Regions from separate parts of the Homo sapiens genome. Here region 2 is linked to region 1. A link is a loop called in an ENCODE intact Hi-C map of the cell type or tissue named here. Cell type or tissue: CD14-positive monocyte. All regions are shown on one strand. Links, peaks and the distances in the headings refer to the core of each region. The heading gives the core; the rest is flanking DNA.

Region 1 (5,367 bases), core at 49-5,048:
CCTCACCTGAGAACATTCCCTCTCTCAAAAATAACAGTCCTATAGTGCTACATATTAGAGCAGATTAATACAGTAACTAAATATATTGTGGGCATGCTCTCCCCTCCAGCACAATCTCGGAAAGCCTCTTGCCTTCCATTAGCAGCAAGAATGAAATGTTCCCAGGACGCAGAACTGCCAGACCAAGGGGGCAGTGGGCGAGACACAGGTGACTGACCAACTGGCTTTCTCTGAGGTCCTGCCTATGACAGCTTCTCCTGGGTTTATGAGCTCTGGTAGCCCCATGCAGATGAGAGCTAAGTGAGGGTTTTTCTGTCAACAAGCCAACTATTTAATCGCTATCTATAGGATAAAGAAGGGCATGAAGATAAAGGCACCTAAGCCTCTTGTTTTACACTTGAAGAAGCTGCAACCCAGAGACAGGAAGTGACTAGGCCAAGGTCTTGTACTTTGGACTCTCAGAACAAAGTTCTTTTGGGACTTGGAGAATTAGAAATGGGTTGTTTGGGGCCGGGCGTGGTGGCTCACGCCTGTAATCCCAGCACTTTGGGAGGCCGAGGCGGGCGGATCACAAGGTCAGGAGTTCAAGACCATCCTGCCTAAAACGGTGAAACCCCGTCTCTACTAAAAATACAAAAAATATTAGTTAGCCAGGCGTGGTGGTGGGCGCTTGTAATCCCAGCTACTCGGGAGGCTGAGGCAGGTGAATGGCGTGAACCCAGGAGGTGGAACTTGCAGTGAGCCGAGACCGCGCCACTGCACTCCAACCTGGGTGACAGAGCGAGACTCCATCTCAAAAAAAAACAAAAAACTAAAAACCAGAAATGGGTTGTTTGGGTCAGGCATGGTGGCTCATGCCTGTAATCCCAGCACTTTGGGAGGCTGAGGTGGGCAGATCACAAGGTCAAGAGTTTGAGACTAGCCTGGCCAACACGGTGAAACCCCATCACAACTAGTAATACAAAAATTAGCCAGGCGTAGTGGCACATGCCTGTAATCCCAGCCACCAGCTACCAGCTACTTGGGAGGCTGAGGCAGGAGAATTGCTTGAACCTGGGAGGCAGGGGTTGCAGTGAGCAGAGATCACGCCACCGCACTCCAGCCTGGACGATAGAGCAAGACTCTGTCTCGGAAAAAAACAACAAAAAAAGCATTGTTTGGGAACGCCGCCTTAGAGGCCTCTCATAACAACTGGTGGAGAGCCTTTGGTGGGATGCTATTTTTTTTTTTTTTTTGAGACAGGGTCTAACTCCAATTGCCCAGGCTGGAGTGCAGTGGCACGATCTCGGCTCACTGCAGCCTCGACCACCCCTGACTCAGGTGATTCTCCCACCTCAGCCTCCCAAGTAGCTGGGACTACAGGAATGCGCCACCATGCCTGGCTAATTTTTTTTTTTTTCGTACTTTCAGTAGAGACAGAGTTTTGCCATGTTGCCCAGGCTGATTTTGAACTCCCAGACTCAAGCAATCCACCCACCTCAGCCTCTCAAAGTGCTGGGATTACAGGCATGAGCCTCCACACCCAGCCTCCTATTCTATCTTTAGAGCTCTAGTGAGATGTACTGTTTGCCTGGACAGAACCATACCTGATGCTGGAAGTTCCAGCTCAGACAGTTGGTCCCTGCAGGAAGCTTCCCCAAACTCTCAAGTCTGGGATTGGTGTCCACTTCCCCTAAATGTGCCCACACTGAATTGAAATCACCCACTCACTTGTTGTCTGACCCCCACTAGGCTGCAGGCTGTGTGAGGAAAAGGACAAACATCTATGTCACCAACATGTACCAACCTAGTGTCTAGTCAAGTGCCAGGCACATAGCAGGTCCTCAATAAATATCTGTTGGATGAATAAGTAGGTGGGGTTGGTCAGAGAAGGATTCCTGAAGGAAAAGACTTTTTTTGTTTGTTTGTTTGTTTTAAGAGACAAGGTCTCATCTGGTTTGAGTTGGTGTTTGAAAAAATAAATAAAGAGACAGGGTGTCCTGGTGTTGTCAGGCTTGTGTGCCCAATCCCACCATGATCAGCACCAGAGTTTCAATCTGTTCCATTCTGACCTGGGCCAGCTCACCCTTCCTTAGTCAACCTGGCGGTCTCCCACTCCTAGGAGGTCACCATATCGATGCTGAACTTGGTGTGGACACCCATCAGCATAATGCATTGCAGCCCAGAACTCCCGGGGTCAAGTGATCCTCCTGCCTGCTAGCTGGGACTACAGGGCTTGCCACCGAGCTGGGAGAAAAGGCAACTATTGAGGTATCACAGGGTACAAGGAGGACAGAATTGTCCCCAATTGGGTGAACTGCCCATGCAAAAAGAAGTCTTGAAAGGAAAGTAGTGGGAAATAAGGACAGGGAGAAAAGTAAGGCAATTGAAGGGGAGGGGGGGAAGGAGCCCTTCAAGATGATTGGCTTTGCTAATCAGGGAGGGCTTTGGGTAGATGGGAGGAAGGGTCTCAGCCATGTTGGGGATAAGAACACCTGGAATCCCTCAAGTGGAGTCTTTTTACAGGGAGGGTCCTAGAAATCAGCTTGGCTGGAGGGGAGAGAAGCTGAAGGGGGTTGGGGTAGCTGGTAGGAGCTTTGAAGCCTGGCTGGTTTGTATTTGATGCTGGGGTCTGGAGGGAATGGGTGCTCTGGGAAGGCCTGAGGCACGGAAGGAAAAGGTAGGAGCAACTTCCTCCTACAGACCCTCTCTATTAGATGGAGACCCTGGGAGGACAGGGCCTGTATCTTCTGTTTTTTTCCTACCCTCCTCCAGGTGTTTGGGACCCACAAGTAGAGCCCCTAGGGCAAGGATCTGGAATTGGCTGAGGCAGCCTACTGAGCGGGATGGTGTGGCAGGGACTGTGGGAGCTCCCTCCTTCCATCAGCCTTCCCAGAACGATCTCCTTCCCTAGGAAGGTGCTGTTCCCGCAAGAGGCACACTCTACTGTCGTCGCCAGTGTTCTTCTTCCGCGAATCCCCATGTGAGCGTATTTTTTCCAGCGGCTGCTAAGCCAGATTTAGCCACCAGGGGGCAAAAAAGCAGCCCTTAAGGTCAGTGTCCCTCCTCTTTCCCCACCCACACACCTGAAGGCCAAGATGGGTGGTGCCTCACCTGGCGCTCCATTCGAGCGCAGTAGCTGCGTTAACCCCTTCCTGCCTAGTCTGCGGTATTCCCTCGGCAGAGTCATCCACAGCAGAGTTGAGGGTCACAGAGGACGGGGGAGGGGCTGTTCGCTAGGGGAGGGGCTAGGGTAGAGGTGAAGTCAGGTTTCCAGCTACTCAGGTCCTTAGTCCTCGCTGGAGCTAGGGGAGGCTAGCGTTCCCTGCCTCCGTTGGGTAGTTAGCCCCCCAGATGGGTGAAGCAGCCCCTCTGGGGGCAAGAGAGGCATGGGCTGCGGTCACCTGCGCTGGGCCTCAGAAGTGGGATGTAGAGGAGAGCGCTGAGGCAGCTACAAAACCCAGACTTCCGGGCTCCCCTGCTTCAATCTGGCAGGGACCTCGGCTGTCGGCTGCAACTTGGAGATGGGGGTGGGGTGGGGGAAGGGTAGCCAAAAAGTGGAGGGAGAGTCCCTGAGGCGGCGGTGGGGAGGGGAGGCAGGGAAGATTAGGCAAGAGAGCGGGCGATTCCCGAACCGTCAGGTGCCTTGTTTTGCGTGTGGCGACTCCAGAACCAAGCAGCCTTTCAGGGCACTGGAACCCAACCAGTTCCGGGATTGCGTTCCGGGGCACAAGGTGTTAAACTGTGGGTGGGAGTGGGGTCCGGAGTCCCTCCTCCTTCCCTCCCTCACAGCGTCACCACCACCGAGTCCACCAGGCTGGCACTCAAGGAGTTAAGTCTGCCCGCAATCTGCAAGACTGGAGCCGCGGAGGGGGAGGAGGGGGAAGCGGAGGGGGTAGAGGAGAAGGGGGAAGCAGACTGCAGGGAGACAGCGCCAGGAACCCCCTCCCCAGGGTCCGGCCCCTGGGCCCCCAGCCCCAAAAGAGGCCCTGTCCTCCCCGGGGTCGTGCTCTCTCCCCCCGCCCTGCCCCCGCCCTCCAGCTTTGTGTCCCCAGGAGGGTGGGCTGCAGGATTTCCAGCCAAGCCTTGCTGCCTGCTCAGTTTTTCCAAACCCTCCAGTCGGGGAAGGCGGCAGTGGTGAGGGATAAGAGTCCCTCCCCCCTGCCCCAGCCGGCCCCCTCTCTCAGCCTCCCTTTCCTGCCCCCACACCTTTTCCAAACTCCTTCCCGTTCCCACCCTGGCCCCTGCTCCTCTATTGGCTCCCAAGTTGCAAGCTCAGGTTGGAAGGGGCCAGGCGGGTCCCACTATCCTGAGAGGCGCTTGTGAATCCACACTCCTCAGGCCGACCCTGAGACCCGCGGGGCACCCGCCCTGCTTCTCTCCGCTTGGCGCCCGCCCCATCCCAGGACCTTGTCCTGGGGTCTCCCACCCCGAAATGGAGGCGTTGCTGGGGGGCGCCGGCAGAACCCGGCAGCAGGCTCTGTGTGGCAGGTGCCAGGCCCTGGGGCAGGCTTCGAGGAGGGGGCAAAGTGTTCCGAGCGCTGGCACGGTTCTGTCCAGCAAGTCTATTATATAATCACCATCTATCAGGAAGCCAGGCAGCTGGAGTGAGTGGGGAAGCCAGGATGCCCGGATCGGCTCTTCCTCCAGGGCCCAGGACGGTGTCGCCACCAAGATGGGGGTGCGGGCGCAGCCCAGCAGTGAGATGATGTGGGGGTCGAGGGGCAAGTGAGGGGCGCTGGGCAGTCAGATGGAGGCCCCACAAACCCCGCCCCCAGACCTCTGACTGACAGTGCCCTGAGCCAATGATTGAAGTCACTGTGGGGCTCTGCGTTAACTCTTTCTTGGGTCCCTATTTGCTTTAGGTGATAGAGTCCTTTTCAGGAACTGTTTGGTCTGGACTCCTCCCACCTTCTCGGGCTAGTGCTCCAGCCGGTGAGGAGTACCAGCTGGAGAATCCTTTTGTCCTAGTAACCCCGGCAACGGGATGCCTAATCTCAGACCCCCAGCAGCCCCAAAGTAAATTGTATTACAAGATACGGTTGTGTGTACACACTGTGCTTCCAGAAACAGCCCCTCGTGGCGCTGGCACACCCACACTGCGTCACGAACGGGCACCCTCACGCACCCATACCCATGCGGGCACTTCCACCGACGAACGCCAACGCTGACACACCTGTGACACCCCTCGTGACACAGTGACACACAGATACACGGAAAGACAGAGGTTCCCCGAGTTGGCCAGTAGAGGGAGCCGCTCGATTCCAGCAAGGGCCCCCTGCCTCTCTCCTTTCCTCCTGGCTCTCTCCAGGGTTCCACCCAGAACTTGTGGCTGCCCAGAGCTCAGCTCCGAATCCCAACCTGGAACCTCCGCTGGGGGAATGAGTC
Region 2 (5,367 bases), core at 252-5,251, 180 kb before region 1:
CAGCTGGACAGAGTAAATAGAGCAATTTCTTGTGGACATTTCTGTTTCCGGCATCTGGGGAACTAGTAAGGTAAAGCCTCCAAACTCATAGTGGCTGGAAATAGAGAACCCTCTGAGCAAGGAGCTGATGGACTGTGAGAGCAAGGAGAGATTGCTGGGTCAGGATGGGAGGGAGCTCCAGAAAAGAGAGACTTCTACCTCCCACCTTATCTCCATCTCATGACCACGCTTCCTGCCCCACTTCCTGGGAGGCCAGATGCCCATGGTGCAATGGGAGGAAGTAGGCTGGACTGGTTTGTGACTGACCCTCAAGGGGCAGTTCCAAGCTCATCTACTGGTAGGGGCACTGTCAATCTGCTCTCCACCTGAACACTCCCCAACCCCCAGTGAACCACAGGCCAGCATGGAGGAGAAGGATGTGTTTGACTGTAGCAGTGAAATTACTGTCGGGTAGGGGGGTGATTCAGGCTCCTTGGGGATCTGCCTGACCACACCAGGGATTTGGGGCATGAAATGTTAAATGGGTGTGGTGGCATGAGAAGCAGGCAAATTCCTTCTGCAGGTGCACCTGTCTCCCATGCCCCAACACAACCAGCACCCAGGCAAGGCGGAAGTGCCCTCAGGCACAGGGATTAGCGTTGCTATGAGAACAGCAACTTGTGCATGGGTTTGGAACCAGAGTACCTTGCCCACAGAAATGGAAGTCTGGGGACCCAGTTGGATTTCTACAACCTCCAGCCTTAGCGGCACCCTTTTCTCTGATCCGGGAGGGGAAGAGAAGCCATAGGGTTCCCCAGTTTATGCCCACCCTCGTCTGGCCTCCTAGCACGAGCAGTCAGTCCCTCCCCTGGAAGGAAAGGCTGAAGGGACCACCCAAGCGCTTGGTCCAACTCACCCCGTTTCTGCAGGCCTGCTCGTTCAGCGCTCGCACCCAAGCCCGCTGCCAGTTCTCCCGGAAAGACTTGAAGGCGAAGAGTGACGCCAGGAGGCCCCGGACTCCTGGCTCCTCGGCGGCGCCAGCCCGAGTCGCCCGCAGCCGCAGCAGCGAGCGCCACACGCCCAGCTCCCGCAGGGAACCCGCGGGTTCCCCGGCTAAGGCGGGTCCCGGGCCCCGGTCCCCGCGGGCCCGCGCCAGCCACAAGCCCCGGGCATATTGCAGCAGCCAGGCGAACACCGTGAGCAGCGAGGCGGCGAAGAGGATCAGCAAGGCCGCCCAGCCCACGTCCCGCTGCCCCCAGCCCGGATCCATGCTCCGCGCGGGCTCCGATCCCGGTCCCGGCTGGGGCTCACCCGCTGCCCCGGGGGAGCATGGCCCGGGCGGGCCGCGGGGAGGAGGTGGGCTCCCCCGGGGCTGGGCGCGCGGGGTCGGGGGCTCTCCGCGGCTGAGTGCCCAGGACTAGTGGGTGCCACAGGGCGAGGAGAGGAGGTCCTCGGGGGTCGCGATGCCGGGGTCTCTGTCTCCGTGGTCCGGGTCTCTCCTAGCTTGGTCAGCAGTCGGACCCGTTAGTCGCCGGCCAGTGCCCGACTCCTCCCACCGCGCGGGCCCCGCCGGACCCTGGAGGGGACTGGTCTGCAGAGACGCTGGGGCTCGCGGGCCGGCACCGGCTCCGGGAGGGCTGCGTGCGCAGAGCTGACACTGACAACACCGCCGGCGCCCCGCCCCCACCCGCCCTTAAAGGAGCCGCACCCGCGCCGGGCGGGGCCAGGACAGCCTGGCGCTCCCTCGCTGGAGGAGGGCGGGAGGGCTAGCAGCGAGCGGAGGAGGTTCCGGGGTTGAAAATAGGCGGGATCTTTGATCACCTCGCCCCATCTTGCAATCGCGGTGCTCCCACACTCAGCTCAAGGCAAGAGTAACTTCACTTACCTAAGATGCTGCCTTTGCTTTCCCCTATGCTTGTTAGATTTCCACAGGTCGGACGCCTGTGAGGTTAAGAAGGAGGTGACCCCTGTGGAAATCACCGCCCCCTTCTCCCAACACCCCCAGACTCAGCGACTTCTAGCTTCCCATTTCCTGGGGGAAGCTAGGCCCAGGGTAAGGAGACGCAGAGCGTCCCTCCCAGATAGAAGTGTCTGGCAGAGGTCCAGCTGATGTCAACAGAGAGAAAGCAGAACCTGAAGCTGGGAGAGGTTGAGAGTAGAACACCGAATTTGAATTCCCCCCACCATCATCACCCTCCTTCCTCTTGGAGCTTGGACCCAGAAACAGCCCCATTAACCTCCTTGCTCGTGTAGGTTTGTTCTGGAGATTCCCAAGCCCAGGCTGTGTGTCTGTTTTTAAAAATAATGTATTTCCATAGTAACAGCTCCTGCCTATGGAGCACGTGTAGAGGGGGTGGTAATGACAAGGGAGCTGGCAATGTAGCACTGGACTATCAATAGATTCAGCCACAAGACCTTGCCACTCTAAGTATGTGATATCCCAACAAGCTCCCAAGAAATGGTGCTGTAGGTACACTGCCCAACCTCTGGCCTCAGAAGCCATCTTTTCCTAGACTCAAGGAGTTGATTCAACCTCTACAGGACTGGGGCTCATCAATGCTTGCTGAGGACAGGGGAAGGAAATACCTGCAAAAGGATTCAAAGGAATCCTGGGGGAATTCACATTCTCCCAAGAGCCCCTTCTTCATACATGTGGGAAGGTCTTTGGCACACAGTCCCTTTCTTAAAGAGGTAGGATGGAAAGGTGTTAAGTATCTTTCTCCCAAACCCAAGTAGTTGTCTGAGGAATGAGCACATGAGAATAAGAGAATAAACAATGCCTTCTGAAGTGTGGGATGGCAGGGCTAGACAGAAACTGACAGGTCAGCAACAGGTTTGTCTGAGCCAGAGGAGGTGGTGGGGTAGCCTGGGCCTCCCTAGATTTCCCTGTAAGGAATGATGGGGAGAGGTGGGGGTGAATGAGGTAACCTCCTGTGGCCCTGCCCATGCATTGTCACTGGACTGCCAAATCAGTGGAGATTCCTAGAGTCTGGGTTTCTAATCTCAAAGGGAGGAGAAGACATGAAATCAAGGGAGGAGAGAACTCAGGGCCAGAACCAGGGATGCAGGAGGAAGCTGTCAGTGGGAAGAGCAGCTAGGGTTTAGGGGAGCAGGTTATGCAGGAAGTTGTCCAGGTAGAAGCTTTCCCTATGAAGACCCTCTTCCCCCAAGAATCCTTCAGGAACCCTCAGACCCCCTAGTGATCTCCATTCTCTGACTTCTTTGATTTATTCCCTCAACTTCTCCACTGAGTGCTTGGTCCTATGCTGCCAGATACTGCTTCACAATTCAGTATCTGAACTGTGAGTCTACCTAGTTACATGAGTCTCCCTAGTTAGTCCTCCCTCTTTTTTTTTTTTTTTTTCTCTTTTCTTGAGACAGAAAGTCACTGTTGCCCAGGCTGGGGTGCAGTAGCGAGATCTTGGCTCACTGCAACCTCCACCTCCCAGGTTTGAGTGATTCTCCTGCCTCAGCCTACCAAGTAGTTGGGACTATAGGCATGCGCCATCATGCCTGGCTAATTTTTGTTATTTTTAGTAGAGACAGGGTTTCACCATGTTGGCCAGGCTGATCTCGAACTCCTGACCTCAGGTGATCCTCCCGCCTCGGCCTCCCAAAGTGCTGGGATTACAGGTGAGAGCCACTGTGCCCAGCCTAGTCCTCCTTCTTTCTTCCATTACTTAGACCTCTAGCACTTACATTCTGCCTTAGAGTCTAGCTGATTGTTTATATGTCTGCTTTTTCCATGCATCAGGAAGCTGCCTAGGGGTGGGAACCATGTCTTAGTCATCTCTTTTCCCTCAAATTCAACCAAGATGCTCCAAATATGCTGAAGTAGACTCCCTGGGGGCAAGCAACTGCAATTATATTAGTTTGTATCCTCCACAGTACTGAAGAGCTTCCTATGCACATAGTAGGGATTAACAAACTTTGTAATTTTAAGAAGTCTAACAGAAAATACTCAAGTATGCTTTGAGAATTTCTATGCCATTTCTGTCTTTTGAAATATCATTCATGCCATACCAGTGGAATGGGAAATCCTGGGGCTTGCTTTTAATTAACAACTTTTTTCTAGACTAAGAGGGGAGAGGTGGGAGGAAAAGGAAAAAGAGTGATTCAGCTGACTGGACAGAGCCACAGATAGAGTCCTGCAAGTATCACAGCCCCAGACTATCCAGAGGGGTCTCATTGTCTTTGTGGCACTATGAAACATTTTTGGGACAGGCTTTGTCTAGCAATCACATTCAGTGGATTGGCCTTGCTCATTGGGAGCCACTCAAGGCTACTTAGAAGAGGTGTGCATCTCAAACACTGTCTGCTCAGTCCAGGGCCACTGACAAGTCAACTGGTCTGTGAATCCTAGGGCCGGCTTCAGCATTCAGGAAAACGCTTTGAACTTTTACCAGGGAAGGCACACAATTTCAAGTGAAGCCAAAAGTCATGTGTTTGTTTCTCCTTCTGATTAGTCTGATCATCAACTGGGACTTTATCATCATGGGAACAAAAATACTCAGATTATCTGACAAGTATCTTAGTAACCATTTTCTGATAGTAACATGTATATGTGGATGATGAATCCTTAGTCTCTCTTGTCTTTGATTACATCCTTCCACCCTCCCCAGGAGGGTGGTGGTAGGGAGGGCTAATGATCTCTGGAGAAGAAAGAGATAAAGCTTCCCAATACCAGGCTGGGAAGGAAGATTTATTAGGATTGGCCTCCTAATAAAAAAGGAAATAGATACAGACTGGCTCTCAGACCTCCAGGGAGTCTCAGTATACTCGTCATCAACAAGATAACTGAATGCTGCCTCCTCTGGGATCCCACAAGCTCCTCCTTTCCACCAGCTTCTGGTGTCTCACTGTCGCTGCCTGTGAAAGGTCCTTCTACTCTTATAATCTACTGAAATGATACTTCTCTTCCTCAAGACCACTTACTCTGGTCACAACTAATTGCTCCCTCCATATGCACCTATTGCCCTCAGTCCTCCTTTCAGCCTCAGCCTCATTATGTGTGATGATGCCTTCCTTGTACACAGATGTCTGTGTTCCTAGCCCCATGGGGACACCCTGTGGAAGAGAAAACACTTGCCTCCCGGGAGTTTCTAGTTTAAAAGGGGCACACGTGCATACACACAACACACACAGAAAAATAATAGCAGTGGGATAAGTACTGAAAATCTGGTGGAATACTAGCAAGTAAATTACGAAAATTTATGTATTTTATACATATCTGGGTTTTTGTTGTTGTTAATTAGAGCCATTTTCAAGTAGAAAAGCCATTTCACATCTGATTTAGTTTGTTTGTTTGTTTGTTTTGAGACAGTTTCCCCTCTGTTGCCCAGGCTGGGATGCAGTGGCATGATCGCGGCTCACTGCAACCTCCTCATC

Evidence for each region. A loop is a pair of places that touch in the nucleus more often than their neighbours do. Peaks named below come from ENCODE experiments on the same cell type or tissue, not always from the same donor. Only the 100,000 strongest peaks of a DNase experiment are listed, where the experiment ranks them.
Region 2: it touches region 1 in a loop (4-fold over the local background); 24 of 110 quality-filtered maps call a loop at or near these places.

Annotation. Positions count from the first base shown.
Region 1 is chr11:118,928,076-118,933,442 of GRCh38, reverse strand. It overlaps the pseudogene RN7SL688P. Among named protein-coding and RNA genes, the nearest start is that of BCL9L, 4.8 kb to the right of the region's middle. RefSeq lists enhancers at 4,385-4,434, 4,445-4,724, 4,735-4,854, 5,204-5,367. In CD14-positive monocyte, for the core only: CTCF peaks have their summits at 2,834, 3,039 (motif pointing right) and 5,017; DNase peaks (open chromatin) are centred at 2,992, 3,802 and 4,812; H3K4me3 peaks cover 2,289 bases; H3K27ac peaks cover 2,097 bases.
Region 2 is chr11:119,103,624-119,108,990 of GRCh38, reverse strand. C2CD2L (C2CD2 like) reads right to left here and starts at 1,647. Exons shown (of 14, transcript NM_001290474.2): 1 at 896-1,647. The coding sequence starts at 1,249. RefSeq lists silencers at 1,013-1,292, 1,363-1,812. In CD14-positive monocyte, for the core only: no CTCF peak of the experiment used is centred there; DNase peaks (open chromatin) are centred at 260, 620, 1,720 and 2,130; H3K4me3 peaks cover 2,763 bases; H3K27ac peaks cover 3,060 bases.